Regions from separate parts of the Mus musculus genome. Here region 1 is linked to region 2. A link is a loop called in an ENCODE intact Hi-C map of the cell type or tissue named here. Cell type or tissue: left cerebral cortex. All regions are shown on one strand. Links, peaks and the distances in the headings refer to the core of each region. The heading gives the core; the rest is flanking DNA. Region 1 holds the start of Serinc1 (serine incorporator 1). Region 2 holds the start of Pkib (protein kinase inhibitor beta, cAMP dependent, testis specific).

Region 1 (9,610 bases), core at 1,665-6,664, 100 kb before region 2:
ATTTTAATCAGGTAAAATGGGGTGACAGGCAGGCATTTATTCAATCCTAGCGTTTGTGGAAGTAAAAGTAGGTAGAGCTCTACGATTTCAAAGTCAACCTGGTCTACACATAGATCCGAGCAACTGGGGCTACATAGTGAGAACTTTTCACAGACACACACACACATTAAAACTTCAAGGCAAGCAAATAATAAACTAACAATTGTCAAGTCTAAGGTGATTACTTTGAGCTCGATTTATTTTTATTCTTTAAGTATGTATTTTAAGTTACATAAAAACAAAATTGTACATATTTATACTGTTATCATAATTCTAAATTTCCTAAGACTTGCATTCTACTGTGGTATGCTGAATTATATATGCAAAATAGGTGGGAAGAAATTAACAAAAGCTTAAAGAATTACATAAAACAGTCACGTCTAAGATGGAAACAAAATGGCTTTTTAAAGTCAAGGTTATTTATACCAATTTTGAATATAAGACCTTTAAATGTTGTTTGTGACCATAAGGACATTATTGACTTAACTTGAGCTGACAGCTTATTCATATTGTAATTGGGAATGTTGAGAAACAGCAGGGACTACTTCAGAAAGGTATAATCAACTGGGGTAGAGAGGCACAGTAATACTACTGTTGCCAGGCAACAGGGATGGGGCCCAGGGCTTGATCTCCACCAACATACACTCACAGATAGAAAGTTACATTGAACTCAGAATACAAAGAAGAAACTTTTTTTTTAAAGATTTATTTACTATTATACATAAGTACACTGTAGCTGTCTTCAGACACACCAGAAGAGGGTGTCAGATCTCATTATGGGTGGTTATGAGCCACCATGTGGTTGCTGGGATTTGAACTCAGGACCTTTGAAGGAGCAGTCAGTGCTCTTACCCGCTGAGTCACCTCGCCAGTCCCCAAGAAGAAACTTTTGTGAGGTAACTGACAGTATTATTTAGAACTACACATACTGTTCATATGTATAAGAATAAACTATTTCTCCCACGCCTAACTGCAGTACTCTAAGAATACTGCACTTTAGATATCAGTTTTGGAGCAGTTATATCCAGCAACTACCTAACTGCATGTGAATTCTAAGAGGCAGAACCTTGTGAGCGCCTCTCTTCTCCATCACTGATGTTAGTGGTCAATCACGTGTGCCTCACAGATGCTGTGAGTTTGCAAGTAGAATGTTATGTCAAGATTTGACACCATTTCTTCATTTCCTTTGACTCTGTCATTCTTTCTGTCCCTTCATAAACAGTGTTCCCTGAGCCTTGAATACAGTGACATAGATAACCCATTTAAAGCTGAGCATTTAAGCATCAAGTTATTTTCAACACTAACTAGTTTCTAAGCCTCTGTAGGTATTGGAGTCCACTGTAAAACACAAGCTTCTCTGACCATGGCTAAATACCACTGAGCTGTGTATCTGAAGACCAGTTACTTAGGAGGAAATTTGATGGTAGTTCATTTGGTAAAACAGTAGCAGTAGCGTCCTGAGTAGGACCACTACTCTATACAGGCTTTTGATGAGGCTTACAGTCAAAGGTTTACAATAACAAATGTAAATTCCTTCCAGTGGAGTGGCCTCTCTGACAGGCTTGTCACTACTGTACTTGGATACATCTTGCCTGGCTAGTAGGTACTGTTATGTGCAGAGTCAACAACTGATTAAGACTACACATGACAATTCTTCCCCAACAGCCTGCATAGCAACTGCTGATATGATGAGAGCCAGTCTCAGGAAGGAAGCATACAGACCACTTCCAGCCTGATTTCTTTATGGCCTGAGACTGAAGCATGTTGTATCTTCAGTAATGCCATCTACCATCTGTTCTGGTGGGAACTAACTGCGAAAGAACATTTTCAGTGCCGCCATCATAAGACTATAATCCACTAAAACTGGGATTACATATTACTGTACTTTTATATTACCTTATTTTTAATACCCCAAAAGTCATTTCATGCATATTCTATAATCTTAGTTCGTCAACATTAAAACAAAAGCCTGACCTTATTCAGTTGTTCTTCCATTCCTGGTATTAACATTACACAAGCTACACATACTCCGACGAGCAAGAAAAGTGCGTAGATCAATCTAGTCACAGTGGAGTTGTTCCCACTGGGGCAGCATCGGCACAGCAAACACGGGGCACTGCCACACAAACACGGAATCTGGGAAAAATATTAAACATCAGCATAGTTTAAAATCGTCTAATAAAATGCACATTCTATTTGTTGAAGGGATAAACAGTGACATTAATTCAAAAAGCTTAAAAGTGTTCGGCTCGCATACATTACCTACATGCTCTAAAAACCTAAGGCAAAGATGGAACAAGGAAAATAGTAAATAGCCTTTGTCCTCTACATCAAGTAAAATTATTTAAAAACGTGGGAACTAACCATCGGCAACCAAGACTTATCTAAGAAATGGAAGATTCATAAATAGCACAGCTCCTCAGCTCACCTCCAGGCCCACCTCCAAGATAAAGAGTACAGCCATAGAATTCTGGGGGGTGGGGGGATGATCCACCACAACCCTGAAGTGAATTGGTGTTCTTATTTTTTCCTTTTCTAGCTTTCTGTTAATAGCAATAAAACTACCACTAGAACAAGGTTGGGTTTTTTTGTTGTTGTTTTGTTTTTTAAGGGTAAGTCAACAACTAGTTAACAACTAGTTAACAACTAGCTAACTTTCTCTAATGAACTCCTTGCTGAACTATGAGTAGGGTTTTGACCAGGAGAGCTTAACATGCACAAGCATTAATAAGGAATATCTCAAGAAGGCAAAATTTAAGTATCCTCACAAGGGTTGTCCATAACCTAGACTGAACTCCATCAGTTAGACCAGGGTATTCCAGCTCTGGGGAAAAGAACCACAGATATTCCCGGAAAATAGCACTGTACTAGACAAATTTCTATAGCAAATGTAAGTGTTAAGACGAACACAAAGCAGCTGTACACTATGTTTGAGGATCAGAAATTGATGGCATAGCTATTATGCAAACATACACAGAAGATTTCTATGATCACAAAATTAAAAAATAGAACATCTACATAAAGATAACTCAGTATGCAAAGGACAAATCCTGCCAATGCACTTCATTTGAGCTAGAGAAACAAAAGCCAGAGAGGGAGGGATGGGTGGGGAGGGAGGAGAGGGCTAGAGGAGGGGCCCCTGAAGGGCAGGAGGGACAGAGACTGAGACACTAGCTCAGAAATGAAATGAGAAAATAGCAGATCAAAATGAGAAAGGAATCATGGGAATAATGAAAAAAAAAAAAAGGCAAAAACAAAAGACCAAGCAAGCTACCCAGGAACAAAAAGACACTGCTGATAACAGAATTACAGATGGAAAATGTACTTGGGATAATTACCTAAATGCAGGCCAAGAAGAAGTAACAGTGACCGGACTTACCTTTTGCTTTAACGATGGAAAAAAATAATCAAGCAATTATTTCAGATACAGTATGAACTAATAAAACTGGAAAGAAGAAATGCAAGGTAGTGATTCTGGAAAGCAGATGGTGTCGACCCTAGGAGTTGCCCATCTTTCTAACTAGAATAGGTCAGCACAGCAATTTGCCTGAGGAGACAGAGCTGAGAATTCACAGAAGTGAAAGCAGCTAGCATTCCCAGGGCAGAATCCCAGCTGTCTAAAACAGGTTGAACTCATTTCACTTGTAAGCAAGCATCAAAGACATAAACATCTCTAAGTAATTTACCTATATCCAAGAGCATAGCCCAAGAATAGTTTTTAAACATTGAATGAAGTATATCCAGCCTTCATCAAGGTAAAACCTGTATCTGACATCTAACAGAGACTCAGAAGACATGGAGAAGAACAGGAATATACAACCCATGAGGGAGGACCAAGTAGGCAAAACCAATCTGCAAGGTAACATGTACAAATGTCCTTTGATACTGTTAACTACATTTTACACAGTCAAGACAGTGGAGGGAGCCTAGAGCATGGGAAGGAGACATGGAAGACGATTTAGAAGAACCTACTAATATTTGGAGACAAAAACAAGATATGTCAACTCAATACCATAAAACAAAGACATGGGTTTTCACATTTACACTGAGGAGCTTAGCCAACACAGGAGACAGGAATAAAAGATGAAAAACTCAGAACTGAAGAGAATAAAACAAGGCTCAGATGACCAGCAAGAGGAGTCTACAATATACTGACTACATAAAAGTAGACTTTATATGCAGGCAACACGTCACCACACTAGACTCCCCAAATATCCTAACCAGACAGGAACCTGCAAGTTTTCTCTGGGTGCACCAATAGCCTCAGATGAGCTTTCTGCTGCAAATGGCAAAACTAGATCAGTTCATTATAAAGTCAAAGCTGACAAGTCCTACTAAACTGCCTGTGTCTGAAAGCAATCAGGGATGATTTCTTAAAATAACAAAATTGTGTTACAAAACAAAAATGGAGCAGAGCTTGGCAGTGAAACGGGTGCTTGGTAATTCCTACATCTTTCCTCTTAATTACTTAGCTACATTAACTATCTGGGGTAAAGAAATGATTGTGATTGTTCACAAGATCTAGTTATTAAAAAGTATCTATTCAGAATACCAATGCTGACCTTATATTGAGGAAAGATATGTTAGTGGCTGGCAGTATTACAGTTAGATAAAAGGTCCAGAGATGCTCACATGTAAATTTTCTTTCATACATTTTTGTAGTTCAGGAGTAATGTTTTATAGTTACTTTATGAACCAGAAGCAAAGTGTTACTAAACTCGACTGAGTCTTCAAAAATCTGTTAAAAAATGAAAGCCTTTAAATTATGGATTACTTGACATACTTAATTATTTCAACCAGAGGAACAGTTGAATAAAATTTCACCTCATCAAAGTTCCCAAGCAAGTAAGCATATTAAACTTGGGAGTTGGAAAAGATGGAGGTGTACCTCCTAATACAAATTCTACTTACAGATATACACTGAAATCTAATAGTTAAAAGGAGCACACTGAACAAAAGGTATGATTCAAACTTCACACCATGAACCTCCAGATGAGTCAGAAGAAAGGTGCATCATGATGAACAACTTGCCCCCTAGTTCCAGTCATACCTAACCCTGCTATTGTTGCAACCTCTTCAGTGTACCTAGGTATAATAAAATGATGCTGGCAAGACAGCACCAGTTTCATCAAAGACATTCCTTTCGTGAACAAAAGTGTCAATCTAAGTTGTAGATGTAGTCATGCAATGTATCCAATGGTGTTCTCCAAAGCTATTTTGACTTAAAACACACATATACAAAAATTCCTTAAAACTTAAAAAGACAAAAGAGAACAACAACAACAACAGTGCTCAAAACTAAACTGGAAAATAATAAAATGGAGAATTCATATCCCTCTAACTCTATGGTCTCAATGGAATTGCTGTGTGCCCACACCACAACCAAGCTAATTCTAGTATTACAAATTAAATAACTCAACATCCTAACAAACAAACCAAGGAAACATTTTATAATAACTACTTACAATTGTTATGTGTATGCATATGTGTCTTATGTGTGGGAGTATGTGCCCATGGGAGCCAACTGTCAGTGGAGAGTAGACAGGGGGTGTGAGATTCCCTGGAACTGGAGTTACAAGCAGTGAACTGCCGAATGTGTGGGTGCTGGTAACTAAACTCCATAATCTAGCAAAAGCAGCAAGCTGAGTCATCTCCCCAGCTCCTATTTATTAAGTTTTACTACACTTAATTTTGCCTTCTGTATAAAGGGGTCAACAGACTCAATTAGGCTCTCCGAGGTCAAATTTCCTTATCCAACTGCAAATAGCAAAATATAAGGGAATAGCTCATTGGACTTACAAACAGTATTGAGTAAAAACTAAGCATAATTCTCGTCATATCATACCAAAGCAGTTTTCAAATGATGAGGCATGTAAACTAGCCAGTACATTGGTTACATATACACAAAGGGATGATTTAGTTAAAAAAGATTGTTCCGAGTTAAACTTAGAAATCATTGGCCAAAGAATAAGATTTGAATCCAAATACCTCACCCAAAGCAATGAAGCTTTTTATTATAAACTGCTCTGCCAATGTTTTGTCTATTAGAGAACGGGGTCATCTGTGCCATCTGGTTTACGAAATCTTGCCACTGTTCTAGAGGATTGTACTGCCTCACGAAAATGCAACATACCCTTCCTATAGCATCAACTTTCAGATTGCACGTTCATGTTTTACGTCAAAAAAAAAAAAAATCAGTACCCACAGACCTGAACACCTTTTCTAGAAACATAAATTTGGAAATATAAGAATCAAAGCAAACAAAACCGAAAAAGGTACGTAGTAAGGGAATTTGACTTCTGTATTAAAAACAAGAACAAAAAAAACCCGGTAAGACTACGTCGACACTTGTCGAGATGTCCCAAATAACGGGCCCGACTCCCTGGCGGCTGCGTGTCAGAACAAAAGAGGCCTCCGGGAATGACAGTGCCGCAGTGCGAGGTCGCCGGAATCGGGGTGACAAGGAGAAACTCAGTGCCCGTGGGAGGAAGGAGCTGGAACGGCGACGGCCGAGGCTCCCACGAGAGAGAAAGCCATTGCTCGGGAGACGCCCCGCTCCGCCCGGCCTCACCCTCACTAGGCTCCAGCCCCGAAGCGGAGCCGCAAAGACCGGAGGAGGGCGGATAAACCCAGCTCGCACGGGCCGCGAGCCCCAGGTCGCCTTACCCAGCTCGCCACGGAGCACAGCCCCAGAACGCTCCCCATCGCCGCCGCGTCACCAGCTCGGCGCGTGCCGACAAGATGGAGACAGCTTCTTTCGTCCTTTTTCTGGGCTTATTTACTGTCTGGCAGGCACTTCCGGCGCAGACGCACAAGCCCCTCAGCTTCGCGTGCGTCACTTCCGCTCAGACCTGGACCCGGTGACTGCTGCCGGGCGTGCGCAATGCGCCGAGAGGAAGGGCGTGGTCTTCAGCGATGCTAGATTTGTGGCTTCATGGAGTGGGCCTACTTTGCCAAGTAAAGAAGACTGTGTTAGGGAAGGCCTCTGTCATTGTCTTGAATTTGGACGTTAGAAGAGCTACTGTTACTGTTTTTTGGTTCCTCTTGGGATTTAGCCATCTCATTTCCACTAAAGTCCCCTTTTTAGTTTTGTTTTCTTTGTTGTTGTTCTACTAACATACATATTTTACTCCTGCAGCCACTATGTGGAACAAGTTTCACTGGTGTGTGTATATATGTGTGTGTGTGTGTGTGTGTGTGTGTGTGTGTGTATGTATGTTATATATCATATATATACATATATGTATGTATATATGTATATAATATATATCTGTGTGTACATATATATGTGTCCGTATATATATATGCGCGCGTGTGTGTGTGTGTGTGTGTATGTGTGTGTGTGTGTGTGTGTGTGTGTGTGTGTGTGTATTTCCCCCGCAAGTTTGGGCCTTTCCGTTCTTTTGTTTACTATTGAGACACATTTTAACATGTACTTGAAAAAGGGTTCACTTAGTTAAGACATTTATTATAGTATAGGGGTTTATTAACAGCTATCCGGACATACAATTGACATCCTTGTTTTGATGTGTATGTTTGGGCTGTGTTCATAGAAAAGTGTCGATTCTTATTTTTCTGTAATTTGCCCTTGAAAACATTCCATGAGAAGAGTTTGGTACACAGACATCACTTTGAAATACCCATTACTATAAATATTTTAAAATAAAGATGTCTCATAAAATTGACAAAAAACGCATATAGAGGGGTGGAGTAACCCTTATCAATCTGGCAGAACTACAACTGTTAACTAACACAGACCAAAGAGTGGGGATAAAATTGAAAACAGAAGATAATCAGCCTGTGTGTTTTGAGCATGCAAATCTGTAAAGTCTCTGGTATCCGTTCCCTAGTATTTGGAAGTTCAAGATTCAAAAAACAAAAAACAAAAAACAAAAAGAAAAAAACAGAACACACAGAGCTACAAAATGTTCAGTGAGTCCATTTGTAGTTGGAGATAGATATGGAAGACTGGGAACCATTGTAGTTACAAGAGTCCTGAAAGTAGAGCCCAACATTTCAAGACATAAACTATCACGTAGAGGCTATTTGTACCTCCTCTGATTGATAATGTGACCTCTATACTCTTTCGCCCAAGTGTAAAACTCTGTTTTCAGTATAAGTTGTGAAGACACTAGCTGTTACAGTTAGTATTGTCAACTTGACAGAATCTAGGTTCATCTCTGGCCATGCCTATGCAGGATCATCCTGGTTACTCTAATTGATATGGGCCTTAATTGTGAACAGAGCTGTGATGGGCTATAACCTTGACTTACGAGCTAAAATAAGCCCTCACTCTCTAAGCTTCTTTGATGAGAGTATTTTATCACTGCAAAAACAGAAGGGAGGGAGGGAGAGAGGGAGGGAGGGAGGGAGGGAGGGAGGGAGGGAGGGAGGGAGGGAGGGAGGGAGGGAAAACAAGACACCATTAGTAAGATGCTTGATTTCTCAAAAGCTTAGTGTCTTTATTAATATATATGGGTATAAGATTCAACTATAGAACTGTAAGGGTTAAATTATATGACACATGTTTTTACAAGTGCAAATGCTAGCACCATATACAGGAGTCCATAGAAAATCAACACAGGTTATTTTCTCTACTTTCTTCCCTACCAAAATTACCACTGTCTGTGATTTGCCAACCTAGGTTGGATACAGCCTCCACCTAATGGGTTGCGTCAGTTTCTCAGGTGATGTCTCCATGTTCCTTTATATTTTCTTGTCTATATTTGTGGGATGGATATAATCAGCTAACTTATAAAATGAAGTTTTCTTCCTAGAAATTTGATACTCTTATGAAGGAGACCCAGATATCATTTAATATGTATTGCTCATGTAGAGAACTCCTAGTCAGTTGTAATTTCTGGTATCTGTCATGTCTTTTCCGCAGATGTATAATAATTTATGTGAGAACATTGTTTGCTATGTCTGGTAATAGAGTGATATGTTAATTATAAAAAGTATGACTTCTATGAACAAGTTTTAGAGATTCTGCAATTATGTAGTAGCAGGGGAGAGACTGATGGCATGAGAGTAATTTTTTTTTCAAGAAAGAATTTTACACACACAAAATGATTCATATGGATGCCTACTAGATACTTAAATATCAAAAATATCAAAAATGTCAAAAAGAGGAAATTATGTTACTAAAAAACTAAACATTTTCAAAACATTTTAGAAGCATAGTAAGATAAGAAATGTCATGACCATTAACTCTTTTTGTCCTCAAGAAATAAAACATTACAAATAAAGTTGTTTCTGGTTGTATTTATGCCTGCTCTCTTGTTAGAAATGAAAACAGCTAGCGTATAGCCAACAATCTATGCTGTTATAGCTTCAATTTGGTGCCATCACATTGCAAATTGTGCTTAAAATGAGCTTTCTCAAAGCACTCTTCTCCACTTGTGTTTGTGTTGCCCTACTGTTGGATAACACAAATTTATCACATTTACTATGGAAAAGATGAAACTCTTCATGTTGTCCATTGACACCCTTGATCATTGATAATGTTGACAACTTTTCTTTGCTTATTGAACAATGAGATATACTCTTCTAGATAAAGTTCCTTTTCAAG
Region 2 (9,610 bases), core at 1,774-6,773:
ATAAAGTAGTTTGGACAAACAAAAATAGTCTCCTTCATCAAGGACCCCAGGCGGGTGTGGAGGGACGGTGCTATTGTCATACAGAGCCCTTTCTAAGTCCCCCTTAGAAGCTCCTATATACTCCTAGCACTCACTTTGAACTAAGTCGTAGTTCACCCCACCCCAACCCTGGGCTCATGGCAGTCCATCTGGGCTAACTCCTCTCAGTCCCCAGTGATATCTGGGTACAGGGGAGGAGGATGGGACCTCTCTGACCCCCTCATTCTCAGCTCCTTGCAGTTCCCAGCTGAGTCTGGGTGCCAAGAAATTTGAGACCACAGCTCTGTTCCAGCCTCTACTGTTTCTCACCTGGATGAACATGGACTGGGACCCCTGGGAACCCCTGTCCTAGACTGCATTTCCCCTGCACTGAACAGCACATGTCCATGTTCTGACATGGTGATATGGAAACTCTGAACTACATGGATCCTTGTCTTGGTGCATCTGCTAATGACAAGTCACTACTCCAAAGACCTAACATTGCTCTGGGAGTTTTTTTTTTTTCCATTTTTTATTAGGTATTTAGCTCATTTACATTTCCAATGCTATACCAAAAGTCCCCCATAGCCACCCACCCCCACTCCCCTACCCACCCACTCCCCCTTTTTGGCCCTGGCGTTCCCCTGTACTGGGGCATATAAAGTCTGCGTGTCCAATGGGCCTCTCTTTCCAGTGATGGCCGACTAGGCCATCTTTTGATACATATGCAGCTAGAGTCAAGAGCTCCGGGGTATTGGTTAGTTCATAATGTTGTTCCACCTATAGGGTTGCAGATCCCTTTAGCTCCTTGGGTACTTTCTCTAGCTCCTCCATTGGGAGCCCTGTGATCCATCCATTAGCTGACTGTGAGCATCCACTTCTGTGTTTGCTAGGCCCTGGCATAGTCTCACAAGAGACAGCTACATCTGGGTCCTTTCGATAAAATCTTGCTAGTGTATGCAATGGTGTCAGCGTTTGGATGCTGATTATGGGGTGGATCCCTGGATATGGCAGTCTCTACATGGTCCATCCTTTCATCTCAGCTCCAAACTTTGTCTCTGTAACTCCTTCCAAGGGTGTTTTGTTCCCACTTCTAAGGAGGGGCATAGTGTCCACACTTCAGTCTTCATTTTTCTTGAGTTTCATGTGTTTAGGAAATTGTATCTTATATCTTGGGTATCCTAGGTTTTGGGCTAATATCCACTTATCAGTGAGTACATATTGTGTGAGTTCCTTTGTGAATGTGTTACCTCACTCAGGATGATGCCCTCCAGGTCCATCCATTTGGCTAGGAATTTCATAAATTCATTCTTTTTAATAGCTGAGTAGTACTCCATTGTGTAGATGTACCACATTTTCTGTATCCATTCCTCTGTTGAGGGGCATCTGGGTTCTTTCCAGCTTCTGGCTATTATAAATAAGGCTGCTATGAACATAGTGGAGCATGTGTCCTTCTTACCAGTTGGGGCATCTTCTGGATATATGCCCAGGAGAGGTATTGCTGGATCCTCCGGTAGTAGTATGTCCAATTTTCTGAGGAACCGCCAGACTGATTTCCAGAGTGGTTGTACAAGCCTGCAATCCCACCAACAATGGAGGAGTGTTCCTCTTTCTCCACATCCTCGCCAGCATCTGCTGTCACCTGAATTTTTGATCTTAGCCATTCTGACTGATGTGAGGTGGAATCTCAGGGTTGTTTTGATTTGCATTTCGCTCTGGGAGGTTTTTACCTTCAAAGTTTTATTTATCTTACATTTAATGTTCCAAATACTTCAGAAATGTTAATAAGCCTCATATTACTATGATAGCTCAGTTTTGCCAAATACACTTAAAAAATCTTTCACCTGGTAATATCATCCAGCCTGCCCAATTCTGTGGCCCTGTCAGATTGGGGTATAGTGGACTAATGGTGCTGTCTTAAAAACATATCTTCAAATCCTAGTCCCTGATGCTTGTGAATGTGATCACCTTTTAAAAGATCTTTGAAGATATTTCTCAAACACTTTCACAGAGGTCACCTAAGACCACCAGAAAACACAGATGTTTATATTATGATTTATAACAGTAGCAAAATTACAGTTATGAAGTAGTAATTAAAATATTTTTTTTTGGTTGGTATTCACCACAGCATGAGGGTTGCAGTCTTAGGAAGGTTGAGAGCCTCTGATTTAATATAGAATGTGTGTCCAGATGAAGCCATCTGAACATAACTGGATGTGCCACAAGTGTCCTTACGTAAGAGCAGAACATGGAGAGTGGAAACACAATGGGGAAACATGATGAGAGAGGCAGGGAGAAAATAACACAGAGCACAAGCTCATCTGCATCAAGGATGACTTATGACTGAAAGCCAGAAGGGGTAACACTGGCCTTCTCCCATGGGACCTTTAGAGGTGGGGGGAGGAGGGAGGGAGGAAAGGAGGGAGGAAGGGAGGGGGAAAGAGAAAGAGAGAGAAAGAGACAGAAATAGAGACAAACCGAGAGACAGACACAGAGAGACAGAGACACAGACAGAGCCTATCCATACCTTGATTTCAGACTTTGATCCCTTAACTCTGAGAGATTACAAATACGTTTGAATCACCCAGGTTGTACCAATTTGTTATGCAACCTCAGGAAATTAAAATACCCTCAGAAAGAACAGCAGAGTAGGTTGCTAGTGGCTGTCCCCAAGTCCCACTCAGATCTCAGCCAGCACTGCCCCAACCAATCAGAACCCAGAATGCACTTAAGACCTAGCACAGCACTTCTCCCTAAGACTCGTGTCCCATCAAAGTGCAATCTCCTGCTTCAATTGGGCAGAGGCTCCTTACTGCTTCTTGCTTCACATCTCTGTCCATGTCTCCACTGCCCCACAGTTTTGATCACATACTCATTATTGGCCAGTGGCAAGAGGAAAGTGCTTCTTTTTGTTTAAATGATGTTAAAGGTTTCAAGGCAGGGAGAGAAGGTAGGGTTTTCTCAGAGGCAAAGCTATGTTCTAGAGTACAAGTTACAGGGCCTTGAAGGGTTTTCTCCATAGAACCGTTCTAACCTTGGAGGATCTTTATTTAGCATTGAAGAACACTGTTACCATCTGTAGAATCCTTGACTACAACTTCCTCCTTGTTCTGGATTTCAGCTTCTTCTTTCAGCTCAGTGGATTCTTCTTCTTCTTCTTTCACCCTCCTAGAGGGCATGGGAACAGCATCATGTCCTGCTGCTGTCTAGTATTGAACTGTTAGCCACCTCTCACCTTTCACCCACTTAGATTCTCCCTCTCTGGGTGTGCACATGTGAACTTCTTCCTCGACTCGGCAGTCTTCCTTCAACTCCAGACCTTTCCACTACATTCATGAATGTCCCCTGCACCATGATCTAATAATATACCCACAGGCATCAATGTTGGTGGCTTTGGTGTCTATGTGGATACCTTACTCCCCAATTGTTTGGCCATTGCCATGGCCAGCCAGTCTTACCCACAGCTTCTCCATAAATTATGCCACCATTACTCTGTGGAAACGTCTATAATTGGCATCCTACCTTCTCACTGTTAGTCCTCTTGTCTGTGTAATTTGATTGAGACTGAATTGCTTTATTTTCTCTTCTTCCTCAGCTTTCGTCTTCTTTATCTTGTCTTGCGTTTACTTCATGTCTGTCTCCTTCATCTACTCCAAGAGCTAACATTTAAGCTTCTCACTTGTCTTCTCACCATCTTGCCATCATATTGCTTGATAAAACGTTGAAGCTGAGCCGGGCGTGGTGGCGCACCCCTTTAATCCCAGCACTCGGGAGGCAGAGGCAGGCAGATTTCTGAGTTCAAGGTCAGCCTGGTCTACAAAGTGAGTTCCAGGACAGCCAGAGCTATACAGAGAAACCCTGTCTCGAAAAACAAACAAACAAACAAAAAAATCAAAAAAAACCACAAAACAAAACAAAACAAAACCAACAACAACAAAAAAAAACAAAAAAAACAAACAAACAAAACAAAAAAACCGTTGAAGCTGATTTGAGCTTTCTGTATTTAAAGTCACTGTCTGACACAATTTAATGCAACTGTGGGAAGCTACTGTTGCCTTCAACTCTTGGACTTGAAATTTTTCATTGGATATACAGTGAGTTCTGTCCAGTGGCAGTTGCTGCAGAACTTCCAGCTGGCCACATGGTGGCATTGGCTTTATTTAGACATGAGAGGACACATACAAAAAAAATCTTCAATCTTCTCTAAGTATCCAAGATCATTCCACAAATAGGTTTTTTTTTTAAGTCACTATACATAAAAACAAGCATAAGGAAATCAATTTGTTCATTTTAAAACTACGCATTTGGTAAAGACATTTGCAACCACAAAACCCGACCAGCATAATAGAAGAAAAGAACCAAGTCCCCCCAAAATGGTCCTCTGACTGCTACACATTTGTTGTGGCACCCTGTTTCTTATGTAAGTAAATAAATAAATAAAAAATATGTAAGTAAATAAATAAATAAATAAATAAAGCAGTACAGAATTTTATAAACATCTCTCTAAGCATATGTTTTAGCTCTTGAGGGCACACGATTGTGACTCCTTCTAATGGTTCAGATGAATTTTAAGTATGTAGGACTTTATAGGCACATCACTGAGGACTAATTTTAAAAATAAAAATTGTCCCCAAAGGCAGGTTTTTTAAAAACAAACAAACAAACAAACTGTGAATAAACAAAACTACAGTTGCACATTCACAAAACATTGGCCATTGTTATAGAATAGCTCACATGTCAGGTATGTTACCCCATACCCCATTATAAATCCCTAATGGGAACTAGCTTTAGAATAACTAGATAACACAAGTATTACACTATGGACTAGTATTGGACTTGGAAATGTGCCAAATAGTAGGTTTTCAAGCTATGCTAAAGACAGAAGTAATGTTTGGTGGTCTCTTTTGTGGATACATTGTGACTACATAAATGTTCTCGGGAAAAGATGCACATATTCCAACATTTAGAGAACTCATCATATTACCAGGCTGCAATTTAAATCTGTCATCAGTTCTGAAGGTAAAAAGACCTGAGTTTTAAAATCAGCTTGGTTAAAAATGAGATTAGCTTTTAGTTTGTGTTTACGTGTGTTTTTCCTGCAAGTATACTTATGTTATCACATGCAAGCAGTACCTGTGGAGACCAGAAGGGGGTGACAAAACCTTTAGAACTGGAGCTTCATCCAGTTGCCAGGTGCAATATGGGAGCTGGGAACACAGTGCTGGTTCTCTGTGAGAGCAACAAGAACTCTTTACCATGGAATCATCTCCTTAGCCCTCTCTTAAAATTTTAAATCACATTTATACATGTGTACTGGTGAATGCATGCATGTGTGTGAGGCGTGTGTGTAATCAGAGCTCAGTTTATGGGAGCCAGTTTTCTCCTTCCACTATCCAGGTATGGGAAATCAAACCCAACTCATCAGGTTTGGCAGTGAGCACCTTAACCCGCTGGGGCATCTCACAGGCCAGGGTTTGGATTTCCCCGTTTCACCTTATGCAACTGACCTCACTTTGTTGGAGTTGAGTCTATTATCTGCAAGTAGAGAGTTATTACCACACGGCGCAGTTACAAATAGTCAATAATTCAAGGAGTCTAACCATCATACACTTTGTAGACACTTCCAATGGGGACTTTTCCCTGATTATATTTTAATATGTCAGTCTTTCTATAAGCAGGCCAAATGGGGCTGGTCAATGGGAAGTATCTGGGTATCCCAGACCTGGACTTCCTGGAAGCCAGATGCAGGATAATTGAGCAGCCCATAATAAAGACTTGGAATTCTGGTGACTCTCAGAGGCCACTGGGACTTCCAGCAAAAGTCACCTCCTCCAGAATCAGAGTCTTTTTTGTTAGCAGCAACTTCTTCCATTTCCTACATCTTTTAAAGGACATAAGGACAGCTTAACAGTAAGAACTTTGTTTTCTTTAGTGAGAGTCTAAAAGTGACGCCTGATACACATTGATGTCTGCTTTTTATTGCACAAAAATAAAAAAAGAAAGAAAGAGAAGAGAAGAGAAGAGAAGAGAAGAGAAGAGAAGAGAAGAGAAGTGTTCTTTATGGCGTGAGACTCCAATGTGCTAAAAGAATCTGTAAATAAACGCGAACACCCAGATTCCAGGTGCAACAGAGCTAGTTTCTCCAAACATCCCTTGTTAGATAAAGTGCAACCTCCTGATACCAGGAGCCTAAGTCCTGTAAATAAGAGGGAAGGATAGCAGCATCCAGACAGACAGACAGACAGCAGCGGAGGTGTGTAATTTCAAGGGAACTGACTCTGTCTTCGGTGAACATGCACAGAGGCTGTCCCCTTAGGACACCTGGAGCAGGAACTACTGTTGCGTTTGTCCCCTGGGGCTCAGCGGTGGCAGGTTCTGCTTAACTGGGCAGGTCCTGTGGAGCCTAGCTCAGCTCGCGGGGGCGGGACCGAGCGGCTCCCTCCGCCCCACACATTGCTGCCACCAGCTCAGCCCAGCCGCATCCCAGAGCAGAGGCGGCTGCAAGCTCCAGCCGCGTCGCAGCTCCGTGCCGCAGAGAGGCCGGCAGCAGGCGCCACCGTGAGGGACCTGGCCCGGCGCCGCCCGCATCTCTTGCGCGCAGCTGGTAAGTACCGGCGAGCAGGTGTCACTAGAGAGGGGATGGAGGGAAAGGGCTCGGGGAGTTGGGGAGACCGAGTGAGGGGAAAATGTAAGCTCAACTTTGCTATTTTATGCCTGGTCTGCACATGCCCAGGGGGATTTCAGAGCAGATCCCATCCTTCCACCTGGAGCTGGGGGACTGTCGGAGTGAAAGCTGGTGCTCCTGGGAGGTTTGCTCATTGGCTTATGCTCGCTGGCCACTGAGAGTGGACTCAGGGGACCTCTGATTATAAGTTGCTGAGCCTTTCTCTGCTCACGCCATCAACGCCACATCATTTTCTTCCGGCCTCGTTTTTCTATCAGTAGAGGTCTGAGTTCCAACCCGCTTCAAGCGTCCAGAACTGTGGCTTTAGCCAAGAGACTTCACCTTACCGGTTTCCCCCCATTCCTTGATAAAGTATGCCTGCTAGGAAACCAGCGACCTCAGGGGTGCCCCGCAGCCATATCAGACTCTGCTTGCTGCGAGGACCCTCGCTGATAAAGGAAGAGGGACTCAAGTGCCAGATGGTCCCACAGACTGAAAGGCAGAAGGCATCCCAGTCCAGGTTGCTCTTGGCTACAGTTACTGCAGCCTTTTGTGGGTTCCTGAAGGTTTGGAGGGTTTCTGTAAAGGGTGACCAGGTCTCATGGACATCTCAGACCCCACAACTCAATTCCCTTCTTTAGTCAAGCTGAGATGACAGTGGCATTCCATCTTCTCAAAGATAATATCAGAAAGCACTCCTGACTCAGGGAAGCTCCCTGAAGAGCAGGTGCTGAGCCCAAGGGAAGCCATTAAAGCAAACAACAGGGTTAGCAGCTGGACCCTAGCAGACCAGCAGGTGGATACTGGACACTGATGACCACTTAGAGGCATGTTCAGCTGCGAAAGACAAACCAGAACGAGGCACTCTTACCTGTGATTGGATACCGGAAAAAGTAATGGGTTAGACTGACTCTTACGGGTTGTTTTGCTCTTTGTACAGTAACCTTTAAACATCCATCTATCCACTTCACACGATGTCTTTTTCCCCCTTAATGACACGTTAAAAATTTTCCTTGAATTTAATATATTTAATATTCAGAGGCTCAGAGTTTGGCTTATTAAAATGAAAATTAAAATGTGGTGACCTCAACTCTCTGATGCCAAAGATTGCACCTCCAAAACGCTGTACCCTGTGACTCCCAGACACTAGACAGAGCCAGTCAACTGACTCTGTCTCTAGGGAGCTTATTTTCTAAAAAGAAAAAAAAAGTGCTTGGCAAGTTCAACTGATTCAATTTTAAAAATCTAAATCTATCTATCTATCTATCTATCTATCTATCTATCTATCTATCTATCTATATCTGAGAAATAAAGAAAGAAAAGACCCAGAGAATAGCTTTAGTAATTTACTAATATTGTGTCTATGACTTTCTTCAGCAAAGTATTACAGGCAGGAGCTTACTCAATCTAGAATATTTTAAGAAGTGCCAAATTCCCCTCTTGTTAAAGAATTTTTCCCTCCTCTTTAGTCAGCTTAAGTGTATATTTAAATTAATGATAGATCAGATTATTTTTCTAACAGTCTTAGAATTATTTAACTTCCCATCCAGTTTGCATTACAGATTTAAAGGTAAATTTGTTGAGATATAGATTATAAATTTATACATAGTAAAATCTACCCTCTTCAAAAGCAGATGATCTTCAGAAAGCCACCTCCTATTAATGATTTTTTTTTTAGAATTTTTACCAGGATGTATAATAGTTGTTATGATCCAGTTTTAATCTTCAGCAATTTGTAAGACCCAGCATGCCTACTTGTAGCCTTCTAGTCCCATCGGAACTCCAGGGCATTGTGTATCTGCTTTTACTTTAGACAGGCTTACTTTGTCTAAACATTGCAGACAAATAGTATACTATATGTTATTTGGTTTCTGGATTCATTCACATCATGCTTTTGTGGTACATCTGTATTGTAGTGTGCATCTGTATTTTGTTCCTTTATAACTGCTGAATAATTTCTGTTGGTGCTGCCGTATCATATTCTGTCCATTTTTCAGTTGATGTGCATTTGAACTCTTTACTTTGAATTATATACTCATATAATATTTGAGAATGTTATGAATTCATTTATTGTGGTTTGATTGAGTCCAGGTCCTTGTTACATCACCTCCAATATCTTCCCTTCCACCCACTATTAGCTTCAAATTTCAAGCATTGTTTGTTTGTTTGTTTGTTTGTTTGTTTTTTCCAAACCCACTGAGTGGACTTAGTGCTGCCTGCATATGCATAGCTATGAGGCCAGGCACTGGAGCATGGGTAGTCTTTAGGGCTCATATCTCTTAAGAAAATGGGCTCCCTGTCTCCTGTCATCAGTTGTCAATAGTGACACAGACTTCATGAGTTCATCCCATGTGCTGGGGTTGTGTCAGGTTTGATCTTGTAAAGACCTTGTGTGCAAAGTCTCAGCCACTATGAGTTTATAATGCAACTCTCTCCCGTTTTATCCAGAAATCACTGCTTCAATAGAGTCATCACTGCTTCTACCTCTTACAATCTTTCCAATCCTCTTAGTGATTATCTCTGAGCCTTGAGAGGAGAGGGTATGATGCATATGTCCCATTAAGTGCTATGAGCTCAGAGTCTTTTCCTCTGCCCGTGGATGACTTGTGGGGGTTAGTCATCTGTACTGCACAAAGAAGCTTCTCTGATGGAGGTTAAAGGATGCACTGATCTACAGGTATAAGCTTTTAGGTGTTGGTTTAATACTATGCCCTTTCAGTAGAGTTCTAGTAGGATCTCTTTTAGGGCCTAAGACCTACTCAGGTTCTTTCAGGTTCTTTGCCCTATTTATAGTAGCAGGCATGCATGTAATATAGTGTGTCATAGCATGCATAGGAAGGATAGAGAACAACTTGGGGGAGTACATACATTTCTTCTACCATTTGGGTCCAAGGACCAAAGTCCCAACGTCAGGCTTGGTGACAAATG

What was found. Hi-C counts contacts between places; a loop is a spot of excess contacts. Peaks named below come from ENCODE experiments on the same cell type or tissue, not always from the same donor. Only the 100,000 strongest peaks of a DNase experiment are listed, where the experiment ranks them.
Region 1: a loop joins it to region 2, with 3.0 times the contacts of the local background. A loop is called at or near these places in 2 of 42 quality-filtered maps.

Annotation. Positions count from the first base shown.
Region 1 is chr10:57,525,652-57,535,261 of GRCm38, forward strand. It overlaps Serinc1 (serine incorporator 1), which reads right to left and starts at 6,878. Exons shown (of 9, transcript NM_019760.3): 1 at 6,706-6,878; 2 at 2,014-2,175. The coding sequence starts at 6,744. In left cerebral cortex, for the core only: no CTCF peak of the experiment used is centred there; DNase peaks (open chromatin) are centred at 3,714, 4,277 and 5,609; H3K4me3 peaks cover 3,369 bases; H3K27ac peaks cover 743 bases.
Region 2 is chr10:57,625,586-57,635,195 of GRCm38, forward strand. It overlaps Pkib (protein kinase inhibitor beta, cAMP dependent, testis specific), which reads left to right and starts at 6,396. Exons shown (of 5, transcript NM_001039051.2): 1 at 6,396-6,622. In left cerebral cortex, for the core only: CTCF peaks have their summits at 4,150 (motif pointing right), 5,179 (motif pointing right) and 6,562; DNase peaks (open chromatin) are centred at 4,152, 5,190 and 6,513; H3K4me3 peaks cover 704 bases; H3K27ac peaks cover 679 bases.